Linked DNA regions of Homo sapiens: regions 2 and 3 are each linked to region 1. A link is a contact called in ENCODE Hi-C or POLR2A ChIA-PET data. All regions are on one chromosome and are shown on one strand. The core of a region is the stretch at or near the end of the contact, and the rest is flanking DNA. Distances in the headings are between cores, read along the strand shown.

Region 1 (3,576 bases), core at 321-2,820:
GCCAGGGGCTCGGTGGCCACTCCCCCAAGAGCACCCTCCCAGCCTGCACAGGGATTGGGCGGGTAGGCTGCAGAGCTGGAGTGCAGTGAGGGCCAGCGTGGCCCCTGGTCAGAAAGTCGGGCTCTGGAGTTTGAGCCCCAGTCCTGCCACCAATTTGCAGCATGACCTTGGGCACGTGTACTCCAGTCTCCTTGCTGGTGATAATGAGTCCCTGTCCCACAGGGTTGTCATGAGTACACACTGGGAGCATGTGGGTAAAGTGCCTGGCACACAGCAGGTGCTCAATAAATGGCAGCCGTGATGCGGGTAAATGTGGGGAAGGCGGAGGGAAGCCAGACCACCGGGGGCCGAGCTTCATACTTGGTATGACCCTTTTGAGCAGCCAAACTCTGGCCGGGAAAGTGAAACCAATTTCCTGACTGTGAGGGGAGCCAGGCCTCTTAATTCAGTGCGCCGGGTGTGAGGATGTGGGCCAGAGGCCCGGGCAGTGCAGAGAGCCCAGGAAGGCAGGGAGCCAGGAGGCCCCAGGGCACAGGAATGGACCCTGTGTGAGGAGGTCAGAACAAAAGGGGCTGCCTGCTTGAGGACCGTGTCTCTAGGAGATTTTGGAAGGAGGGCTGGGGCACAGTGGAGGGCACGGGCAGACTCCACAAAGACCGTCTGGAAAGGCACGGTCAAGGTGTGGCCCAGGCCAGACCCAAGACAGCTGTAGGGGGCAGGCCGGCAGCCTCTGTGCCTTCCCTTGGAGAAGCCAGCATGGCCTCCTTGGCCCCCAGGAACCTGGTCATTCCTGTGCCCCTGCCCACCCATGGCTCAGGCACTCTGGTACTTCACTGAGCCAGCAAACCCCATCCCAGCTCAAACAAGCCCCCGGCCCCAAGCCAGGCCCAAGTGCCTTCGCAGCCTGCAGACTCCAAGCCCGTTCAGGCCCTTTCCAGCTGTTGACATTGCTGAGGGGCCTTGCGGGAGCTGATGTCATTTACATAAATAGTGTCACTGCCGTAAACCCAGCCAGTGCCCCTCCCCCTCCCCCTGGAAAACGTCATAAAAAGGGCTGGTTCCAAGTTTCCAAAAGGAAACTCTCTGGGAGGTTTTGCGTTTGCGATGCCTCCTCCAACAGGCAGCTCCAGCATGAGGCGGTGACCACCCGGCTTGGGCTTCTCAGGGGTGTCCCTGGGCCCACTGCCTTCCGGATGGGCCAGCCCCACGCTGGGCAGGGGCAGGGGCAGGGGCAGAGACAGGCAGCAGCAGGGGCTTCCTCTCCTCTCTCCACAGGTGAACCACTCACCGACCCCAAGCCCCCACCCAGTAGGACCCACTCAGCAGGTAGCAGTGGAGACAGAGGCCGCCTGGGGCATGCTGGCTGGACAGGAGCTGTCCACTCCCCAAATGCTGCCAGGCCCCTTCAGATGGAGGAGTCCAGGCTGTGACAGCCAGGTGGCCCGCGGGGAACTGCTAGAAGGGGCCGGGGAGAAAGGGGGGGATCCCGTCGGCTGCGTGTCGGGTGGTGGTTTGGTGGGTGCTCCGCGCCCCGCCCACACTACGGGCTTGAGAATTCACAGTTCTCCTCCCGTCCACGTCTCCGCGCCATCCACGCCCCGCGCCTGGGGCCCCAGTTGTGCGATTCTGCGCCCGCCCCCGGGCCCCAGGGCAGGCTGCCCCCAGCCCCTCCACGGCGGCCGCGCCCAGGCCCAGGGAAGCGCGTCTCTGCTCTGGAAGGAGCCCCGTGAGGTAGCTACGTCTCGTCATTTCTCCAGGGCCCGGCCGGCGGCGCACCCCGCCCCGCGTGCACGCGGCTCCCGCCCAGAGCGCGCAGGGTGGGGGTAGGGGGAGGGGCCGCCGAGGGTCCCGCCCCCCGCGCCGTGCGGCCCCGCCCCCTCCCTCCCCCCACCTGGGAAAGCCCTCGCGGGCCAAGTCCGCGGCGGCCGGGCCAAGGCGCCCGCTCTCGCTCGGCCCCGCCCTGGCGCCCGCCCGCCCGCCCGCCCGCTGCCTCGGCGCTAGGCCTTCTTGCACTTGCCCTTCTTCTCACGCTGCTGGAACTTGCGCAGCCGCCGCGCCCACGTGTCCCGCCACTGGATCACCAGGCTGCTTTTATCGGCCACGATGCCGCTCTGGTCCGGAGAGTCCTCCGCGTTGCCCAGCAGCAGGTACTTCTTGAGGGGCTTGATTTTGGGACACTTGCAGGCGATGTCCCGCGAGCGGATCCACAGGCTCTGGTCACCGCGGCGGATGCGGCTCGTGCCCTGCTTATACACGGAGATGATGTTCACCGTGAACTTCCACCAGTCCCCCGCCTTGTCCGCCTTCAGGATGTGGATCTGGACGGCTGCAAGGAAGCACAGGCAGACGGGTGGGCTCCCAGCTGCTGTGGCTAGGTCCGCCCTGCCTGAGCCTGGGGAGAAGGGAAAGGAGACCCAGCCCCAGGAAGTGACTGCACAGAGTGGCCCATACAGGAGCGCGTGGGTGGTGGCAAGCTGATCGTAGACCCCCACCTGCTAACAACAGGGCCAAGAAGCCTTGCCTCCCACGCTGTGAGGGTGCCACCCAGCACTGCCGTCGGGACAAGCCATCTCCTGGCCTTGTCAAGGCCCACTTTGTCCAGGAAGCCTACAGGTGCTGACCACGCCCCCAGCACTCTGGGCAAGCTGTCTGCCCAGGGCAGGCGCTCGGGTGAGAGCAGTGCTGGCGGGGAGAGGGAGGTTCCTCAGGGGTGCGCTTCTCCAAAGGCCCAAGTCACTTTACACCAGCCCTCATGACACTCCACACACAGCCTGGCCCTCCAACCAGCCTCAGAAAACCATAATGGGTCCTCAATGCTCAGGGACAGAAGATGAGAACCCACCCTTTGGGGTGGCCGTAGTGCCTTTTCCAGAGCCCCGGGAACCTTGGACTGCCGCTTCCCACGCCTAAGCCATCCCTACCAGGTGGCCTCCCTTCCTCCATGCCGCCCAAGGTCCCCAGACCATTCCTCTTACTCCAAATTCTCTGCCAGTATTTTCCCTAGTAGAAGGACTTCCCCAAATGGAGCATGCATCAGAATCCCCTGGCCGGCTTGTGAAAATACACTGCTGGGCCCCGCCCCAGAGCTTCAGATTGAACAGATCTGGGTGAGGCCCTAGAATATGCATTTCTCACAAGTGGTGCCGATGTCATTGACTCAGAGGACAAATGTTACCAGATGTCATTTCTGCAAGATAGTAAGGGAGATTTCAAAAATAAGAGACGCTAAATAAATGAGAAACTTTGCTCTAGTAAGTTTGTGAAATACTAGGTTAAACAAAGTCAAGAGGTTCCTTACTGCAAGACTTTTCAGAGCCTTTAACCTAAGAATCCTGTATACGTGTGTTGGTTTCTCAAACAACTGTGACTGCAGAACCCTTTGGTTGGTGCATCTCAGGTCACCAGAGCCTCATGGGGCCTTCTTGGGGACCTGCTGGGGGTGGACACATGATCATTGCCCCCAGACCAGGGGGTACCTGGAGGGGCCTCTGCTGTACTCACCTCTGTTCAAGAGAAACAGCCATCCACTCACTCCCCTGCCCCGCACTGTCTTCCCCTCACTGATCCCACCCTCAC
Region 2 (3,583 bases), core at 657-3,156, 610 kb after region 1:
AAAAGTTTTTGAATTATGAGAAACTACTGACTCTGTGGCTTACAGTGTTATTCGCGAGTGGATGCACTAAGCATAGAACATTGCACTGAGAAATGACTTCGGTGGCTGACAAAGTGGAGACTCAGGCCTCAGAGAGGGAGTCTTTGGTCTTCTCTAAACACATTTTAAAATTCATTAGAGGAATATCATTCATATATTTTGGAAAGTTAATTTGTACTCCATGTGCAGACTGCATTAGAAGGACAGACCTCTTCACAGAGCCAAGTCACAAGACACCTGGACACGGGGTAGTACCCCAGCAGGCAGGTGGGGGTGGGGGACCAGATGCAGCAGGACAAAGGACAAAACAGAGCCTGGTTCGGACTTCCCCAGGAAGGACTCTGCACTCAGCTGCCTTCCAGCCTCTTCTGAATTCCACCAACCCTTCCTTAGGACTTCCTGCCTTGTTTTTTGCTTAATTCACTTTTTGCCAGACTAGACGTTTCCTAGGCTTAGGCAAACACATCATTATCACATGTATTAAAATGCTCCCATAGCCTACATTAATAACTGATTAATAACTGCATCTTGCTGTGAATTTTTATGATCTTGACTTTCAGGTTTTGTATGAATAATTCATTTTGTTCATGTGATTTAGACTTTATTATATTTATATATAATTATGCAAGAGTTTTGTTGCAGTTGCCTAGATTCTGCAGACATTTCATTAAATTTTATTTACTTTGATTTTTCCAGTTTCCTTTCGTTATTTTGGGGCCACTGTTTTTCAGTCTCCAACGTTTTCATAAGCCCTAGGGGATATGACAGCGCTACAGGAATCCAGCCTTATATTCTTAAGAACCTCTCATAGCCCTTCACGTAGGGAGCTCTGATGAATGAATGAAGGAGCGACTGAACGAGTGAATGAATGAGGTGAATAAAGTTTCTTCCAAGTTTTCTCTCCAAGGTCGGTTCTCTTCTCATTCTTCTGGAATCTCAGCCTTGCCTGGAGGCTGGGCAGGAGAGCCTCTCACCCCGCTAACACCAAAACTGCGACCTTGGAGGACCGTGTCCTGCGCCTGGCGCTCGGCCGATCCCGGCAGAGTCCGCCTGGGGCCGGGGTCGGGACAGTGGCCGCAGCGTGGAGCGCAGCCGGGTCCCGGGCCAAACCCTGTGCGCATGGGCGGAGCAGCGCCCTCCCCCGCGTTCCTTCCCCCACTGCAGGTGAGTCGCAGCGCCGCGGCCCCAACCCCGCGCAGCCCCGGGGGTGACGTCAGGACTCTGGACCGCGCTCCGCCCCGCCCCTGCAGGCAACGCTGAGGGCCCGCGACTCCGCGGTGGAACCCCGTCCCGCTGCGGTACATGCCGGCTGCCGCAAGCACAGGGGGCGACCGGGCGCTCGAATGTGCTGCGGCTGCGGCGGCTGCCTGACGCTAGGACGAGGAGTCTGCAGTCAGAGCGCCAGCCTCCTGCCGCGGCCCACCTGCCCCGCGGCCCGCACAGCCAATGTCAGCGCAGCGCGCCGGCCGCCGCGGGGCCCGCACCCGCAGCCTCGCGGGATCGCCGGGCGTTCAGCCAGCCTCAGCTGTCCATCTACGCACGAGCCAGCCAATCCCGCGCCACTGCCCCGGCCGCACCTCCCGGAGCCTATGACGGGCGTAAGAGCCAGCCCATGAGATTGGGGCCTCTGTGGCCTGGGCTGGGAGCGGGAGCCAATGAGCGTCATTCCAGGTGGGTGGAGGGAGCCGGACTCGGGAAGGTAGCTTCGTTCGGGTTGCTAACGTCTTCCCTTGGAGATGGGCGCGCAAACCAACCAGTGGGTCTGGGGGCGGCGGTGATGGGCGTGGAGCTGGCCCAATGAGGGTAGGGGTGGGTGGGGCAGCCCCGAGCAGCAGTGCTAAAGGAGCCCGGCGGAGGCAGCGGTGGGTTTGGGACTGAGGCGCTGGATCTGTGGTCGCGGCTGGGGACGTGCGCCCGCGCCACCATCTTCGGCTGAAGGTGAGAGGTGCGGCTACCCGGGTCCGAGTGCACGGCCCAGGGCTGGGGGACAGTTTGTGGAGGGAGGAATGGCTCCTGGGCTGAGGGGTCCCGGGCGGCTCTGGAGGACAGGAACGGGGGACCGAAGCGGGAGCTGGGGAAGACAGAGGGGCTTCTGAGCTGTAGGGTTTGTGCTGCGGGGACCTTAGGTTAGTTTGAGCAGGGTCCTGGGCTGGGGGCACTGGGACCTCAGTGGGTGGAGATGGAGAGACTCCCGGAGGAGCGGGGAATGAAGTCCTTGTGAAACCCGCGGGGGTCAGGGCCTGGGTGTGCAGGAGGGCGACCCCTGGGGGGCTGGGGGATGGAGATCTGGGGGTGGGGACGTGAGGACCAGGTTCTCGGTGGGTGGGATCCCTGGGGGCGCGAGGTCGAGGGGCTAGTGTCCCGGCGGAGGTCTCGGCGTGCCCCGCGAGCCAGTGTCTGCCTCCCAGGAAGAGAGGGGATTCTAAGCGGGGCTGGAAAGCGCAGTCCCGGCGGTAGGGTGGGGGGGCGCTGGGCAGGAAGGGCCCCTGCGTGGGTTGCTGGGTGGGTTAGGCCTGGCGCGACCGGTCCCCCGCAGCACCAGAGGGGTTCACCATGGGCTTGGAAGGCGGGCGGCGCGCGCCCGACCCGTGGGTGGAGGGACAGGAGGGCATTGGCTCTGCGCGGCCGGGGAAGCGCGCGGCGGGTGAGGGGCTCCGGAGCCGGCCGCGGGCGTGGGGAGGGTCGGACTCCGCCGGCGCCGGGGAAGGAGCGCGGGAGGAGGGCGTCCTGCCGCGCCCTCCGTGGAGCGCCTAGGCCGGGGGTGGACGCCCTGCGAGGCCCAGGCGGTTTGAGGGGGCGAGGCGGGAAATGTGGCGGGGCGCGCTGCAGCAGGACGGCCGGGGGGAGGGTCAGCACTCGCCTCGGGATCCCTTTATTGTGTAAGCGAGCTGGGAATGGCTCGCCGCAGTCTCTTCATTGCCTTCTGCAGTTGGGGGTCACACCCTGATCCCATAAAATCGGACTGGAATTGGTTCGGAGGGAAGTTGAAGCCGCGGAGTCCTGGCATTTGTGGGGGCTTTGTGGGCCTGTGGTGGGCGGATGCGGCCCTGGGAAGCGGGAGGCCCCCAGCCAGGCCTGTTTGGAACTAGGGCCTTAGGAAGGAGGTTGGCGACTCGGCGGGTCAGACCGGGCTGGTGAGGTTTGGATAACGTGGCCTCTGCCTACAGCCGTTATCTCTGTTTCTTTAGGGCCTCTGCAGCTCCCTTCAAGATCACTGCGGTGGATGGAAGGGGGTGGGGTGGGCTGGGGTGGGGTAGGGGAAAGCAGGCGGGGTAGATGCAGACTGCAGATGAAACAAAGACTGCTGTTTTCGCTGAATAATGTAATACCAAACATAATACTTTGGCTTTGCTGAGATTTTGTTTTTTAACGTTGAAACTGAGGATTCTTTGAGTCAGGTTTAATTATTCTTGATAGTATCTCACTCTGGAAAACTTTATAATCTATTTATTGTTTTATCTCCTTCATCAATCTGCCTTTATTAATTATTCTTTGAGTCCCTTGCTTTTGATGTTTAAGTATGCCCTGCCTGTCTCGGGTTCTG
Region 3 (3,548 bases), core at 829-3,328, 860 kb after region 1:
AAACACGAGTCACGCTGCTTCACACCTCCAAGCCTTCCTTCAAGCAATTCCTACTGCCTTGTGGAGCGAATGCTAACATTCTTCCAATTCCAGTCAATGCTGACCTCACCTCAGAAGTCTTCCCTGACCCCAGAGCTCCCTTCTGCTCCTGAATCACAGAGACAGCAAGGGCAGCTGGCTCAGCGAGCACTTTTCCTGTGGTCTCGTGGCTGTTGATTCCCTTGTCTATCTTTTCTTGTAGACAGTAAACTTCCTGAAGGCACAAACTTTGACCTATTTTGCATCGCCAGTGTCTAGTTTCAGGGCTGGCCCAGGAAAGAAGCCTCATAAATATTTGTTGAAAAGAGTCGCAGCAGAGGAATTCTTGCTGAATTTTTCAGTGATGAATAAAATCTAGGGCTACTTCCTTCACAGCATATTTAAGAACACAACTATTTTTAAATCATGAAAACGCATGTTCGTTGCTGACCATCCTCTGGGCAGTCCTGACTATGAGGTTCCCACAAATTGGGGCCATATACAGTTCCCAGAAGAGGCCGGGGAGCCAGCCTGCACGGGTTCTGCTGTGACTTATGGGTCCTGTATAACCTTGCACCAAGTTCCTCTCATTTCTCTGTGGCTGAGTTGCCCAATCTGTAAAATGGGGACAATAATACCAGCAACAACAGAGCCATTTTGTGGATTAAAAGAATTCATGATGTAAAGTGTAGAGAAGAGCGTCCCCACACTCAGAAGGCTCACTACGTCTTCGGTATTCTTGTGAAACGCCTGTCCTCTGTCACTGTGACACCCGTGTCATTCATTCAGCAGAAGCCGTTCAGCGCCGGTGCCTGCTGCACTGCCGCTGCCTCAGAAACCATTTGCAGGGGCCGGGCGCGGTGGCTCACGCCTGTAATCCCAGCACTTTGGGAGGCTGAGGCGGGCGGATTGCCTGAGGTCGGGAGTTCGAGACCAGCCTGGCCAACATGGTGAACCCTCGTCTCTACTAAAACTACAAAAATTAGCCGGGCGTGGTGGCGGGCGCCTGTAATCCCAGCTACTCAGGAGGCTGAGGCAGGAGAACCCGGGAGGCGGAGGTTGCAGTGAGTGGAGATCGTGCCAGTGCGCTCCAGCCTGAGCAACAAGAGCGAAACTGTCTCAAAAAGAAGAAAAAGACACACACACACACACACACACACACACACACACACACACACACACACACACACACACACACACACGAAGAAGAAGAAAAGAAACCATTTGCAGGGAGCGCACGGCTTCCGTCTGGTCCTGAACTGGACGCAAACAGGCCGAGCATTTAGAAACCCGCGCAGCTCCCCGCACCGAGAGGCTTCCTCTCGCCTGGCTCCTTCGAAGCGTGGTCTGGACCAGCACCTCCCACAGCACTGGGGGCGCCTTGGAAACGCGGCCTTGGACCTATTTCCGCGGGGGCAGGCGGCGATCGGTGGCCCTGGTCCTCGCAAGGCCCCTCACCACCCAGAACTGAATCTCTGGCGGGCCCTGCTGTGCGGTCAGCAGACGCCCAGGTGCAGGGGCGGTGGCCGGCGTCGCGGTGGAGCTCGTTAAAGTACCGGCACGCTGGCCGCGCCCACGCCACGGGCGGGAGGGGACGGTGAGTGCAGGGACCCAGGCGACCGGCCGGCCGGCGTCCCCGCGCCTCCTGGCGGCCAGAAGCAGGGCCTGCGCTTCCCCGGCTAAGGGGTGCCGGCCCCCGCCCCGGCACCTGGGAGTGAAGGTACCAGCGGGTCTCCTGGGCGGTCTCCTGGGGCCGCTCGTTCCTTCATCACCCCCAGGGGCAGTTGGACCCTGAGCAGCCTTAGCCAATAGCCCCGGGACTACCCTTCCCAGAGGATTCAGCGGCAGCACCCGGGTCTCGGAAGGGAGACACTAGGACCTGGAGGAGGGGAGTTTTGCAATCCCTCGCAGTTCCCCTCCTAGCCACTAGGTGACACTAGCCATAAATTTATTTCCCAGTTTACTCCCCTCGCTCAAACTCCGCGCCCCTCTCGCTCCGAGAGACATAGGTCTCGCGAGATCTTTGGTAAACTTACAGAACCGGAAGCAGCGTGTAGTTCTCTTCCCTTTTGCGGCCATCACCGAAGCGGGAGCGGGTAAGGATTCGGCGGGCAAGCGGGTGTAATCAGCAGCCATCCGTTCTTGGGCATGGTGGCTTCCGACCGCGGGGACCCCGAGAGTCTCTTGTCGGCCGAGTAGCAGCCAGGAAGGAGAGACTGGGATGGTTTTTTATCTGTTGCTTTCTTAAATCAAGGGCCGCCGGGCCGGAGATGGATGGAGGGACCGGGGATTTGGGAACTCGAAAACGAGCTGAGGGAAGGGAGCCTGTGGAAATAGACTGGAGTCTGGGTAGTGTCGTTTCCTAGAGAATGGTCTCGAAGTAACTTCTCGGTAAAGTCTTCACGGAATTTCCAGACCACACTTGCCCACTGGGAGGCTTTTAGGACCCGAGACGTGTGCAGGCTTTTCCAGGTTCGGGTTGGTGGGCCTTATTCATTTTGGCGGGGCTATACGTATTCACTCTTAAGCCTGTAGAAGATGAACGTTGATTGTACCTTCTAAAACGTGAGGTTATAGTTAAGAGAATTGCGTTGTCGGTCTGCTCAGCAGAGATGTAAGTCCAGTCTTGATTTCCTCAGGCACTACTTGAGGAGTTGGGAGAGTGTAACTAAAAGGTCTTATAACTAGGACAAGTGTTTTTGATGCAAAAGTCTTTAGTCCGTAAACATATACAGAAAACACCCGAATAAAACAAAAAATAAAAAGTTTCGAGCTTCGGTTGATAGGCCCTTCCGATCAAACAGTTTTTGTTGAAGTTGCACAACATGACACTGCCTATGATCATTCTAGACTATCAAGATAAAATCATTGCGGTTATTTGTTTGGAAGCTGGATGAGATTTTGGTCATTTAAGAGTCTTTTTAACTTTTTATTTAGCCAAAATGAAGTTTAATCCCTTTGTGACTTCCGACCGAAGCAAGAATCGCAAAAGGCATTTCAATGCACCTTCCCACATTCGAAGGAAGATTATGTCTTCCCCTCTTTCCAAAGAGCTGAGACAGAAGTACAACGTGCGATCCATGCCCATCCGAAAGGATGATGAAGTTCAGGTGTGTATCCCTACTTGTTCTCGTTGTCTTGATGGATATTTTACGCACTTAGCTTAGAAGAGAGATTGCATTCCTGAGAAAGATGCTTCTGAGACTCTTGCTCCCAAAGAGTGGCAAGATGAGTTGAGCCAGGGACCAAAAAACAGTAAGTAAGCTGCTTTTCAGTTTTTAATTGTATTATTTGGTGAAAATCTTTTTTTTTTTTTTTTTTGAGATGAAGTCTCGCTCTTGTCCCCCCCAGGCTGGAGTGCAGTGGTGCCATCTCAGCTCACTGCAACCTTCGCCTCCCGGGTTCAGGCGATTCTCCTGCCTCAGCCTCCCGAGTAGCTGGGATTACAAGCGCCCGCCACCACGGCTCGGCTAATTTTTGTGTTTTTAGTAGAGGCGGGGTTTCACCATGTTGGGCAGGGTGGTCTCGAA

Evidence for each region. A loop is a pair of places that touch in the nucleus more often than their neighbours do. ChIA-PET counts read pairs that join two places held with the same protein, here RNA polymerase II (POLR2A). Pooled maps may share reads with other maps.
Region 2: a loop to region 1 is called in a map of vagina, with 13 times the contacts of the local background. The contact joins the promoter of MYH10 here to the enhancer-like site in region 1. A Hi-C loop is called at or near these places in 1 of 168 maps with a recorded cell type or tissue (vagina), 1 of 37 single-sample maps with no recorded cell type and 8 of 50 pooled maps.
Region 3: a map of sigmoid colon shows a loop between it and region 1 (7-fold over the local background). The contact joins the promoter of RPL26 here to the enhancer-like site in region 1. A Hi-C loop is called at or near these places in 1 of 168 maps with a recorded cell type or tissue (sigmoid colon) and 5 of 50 pooled maps. POLR2A ChIA-PET finds 5 or more read pairs at or near these places in 1 of 52 experiments (A673).

The regions. Positions count from the first base shown.
Region 1 is chr17:9,238,390-9,241,965 of GRCh38, reverse strand. It overlaps NTN1 (netrin 1), which reads right to left. Exons shown (of 7, transcript NM_004822.3): 7 at 1-2,326. The coding sequence ends at 1,998. LOC124903923 (a long non-coding RNA gene) reads right to left here. Exons shown (of 2, transcript XR_007065614.1): 2 at 2,982-3,187. Among named protein-coding and RNA genes, the nearest start is that of NTN1, 220 kb to the right of the region's middle. RefSeq lists a silencer at 1,534-1,983. Within about 2 kb of position 1,570, at least 27 of the 41 ENCODE cell types and tissues checked have a DNase peak (open chromatin) inside an H3K27ac peak, as active enhancers do; they include sigmoid colon, where a contact is called at or near this core.
Region 2 is chr17:8,629,048-8,632,630 of GRCh38, reverse strand. MYH10 (myosin heavy chain 10) reads left to right here and starts at 1,906. Exons shown (of 43, transcript NM_001256012.3): 1 at 1,906-1,977. RefSeq lists enhancers at 206-500, 1,199-1,976, 1,977-2,754, 2,755-3,533 and a silencer at 1,035-1,714.
Region 3 is chr17:8,381,723-8,385,270 of GRCh38, reverse strand. RPL26 (ribosomal protein L26) reads left to right here and starts at 2,078. Exons shown (of 4, transcript NM_000987.5): 1 at 2,078-2,114; 2 at 2,956-3,128. The coding sequence starts at 2,961. RefSeq lists a silencer at 1,484-1,753 and enhancers at 1,185-1,902, 2,154-2,323, 1,903-2,620.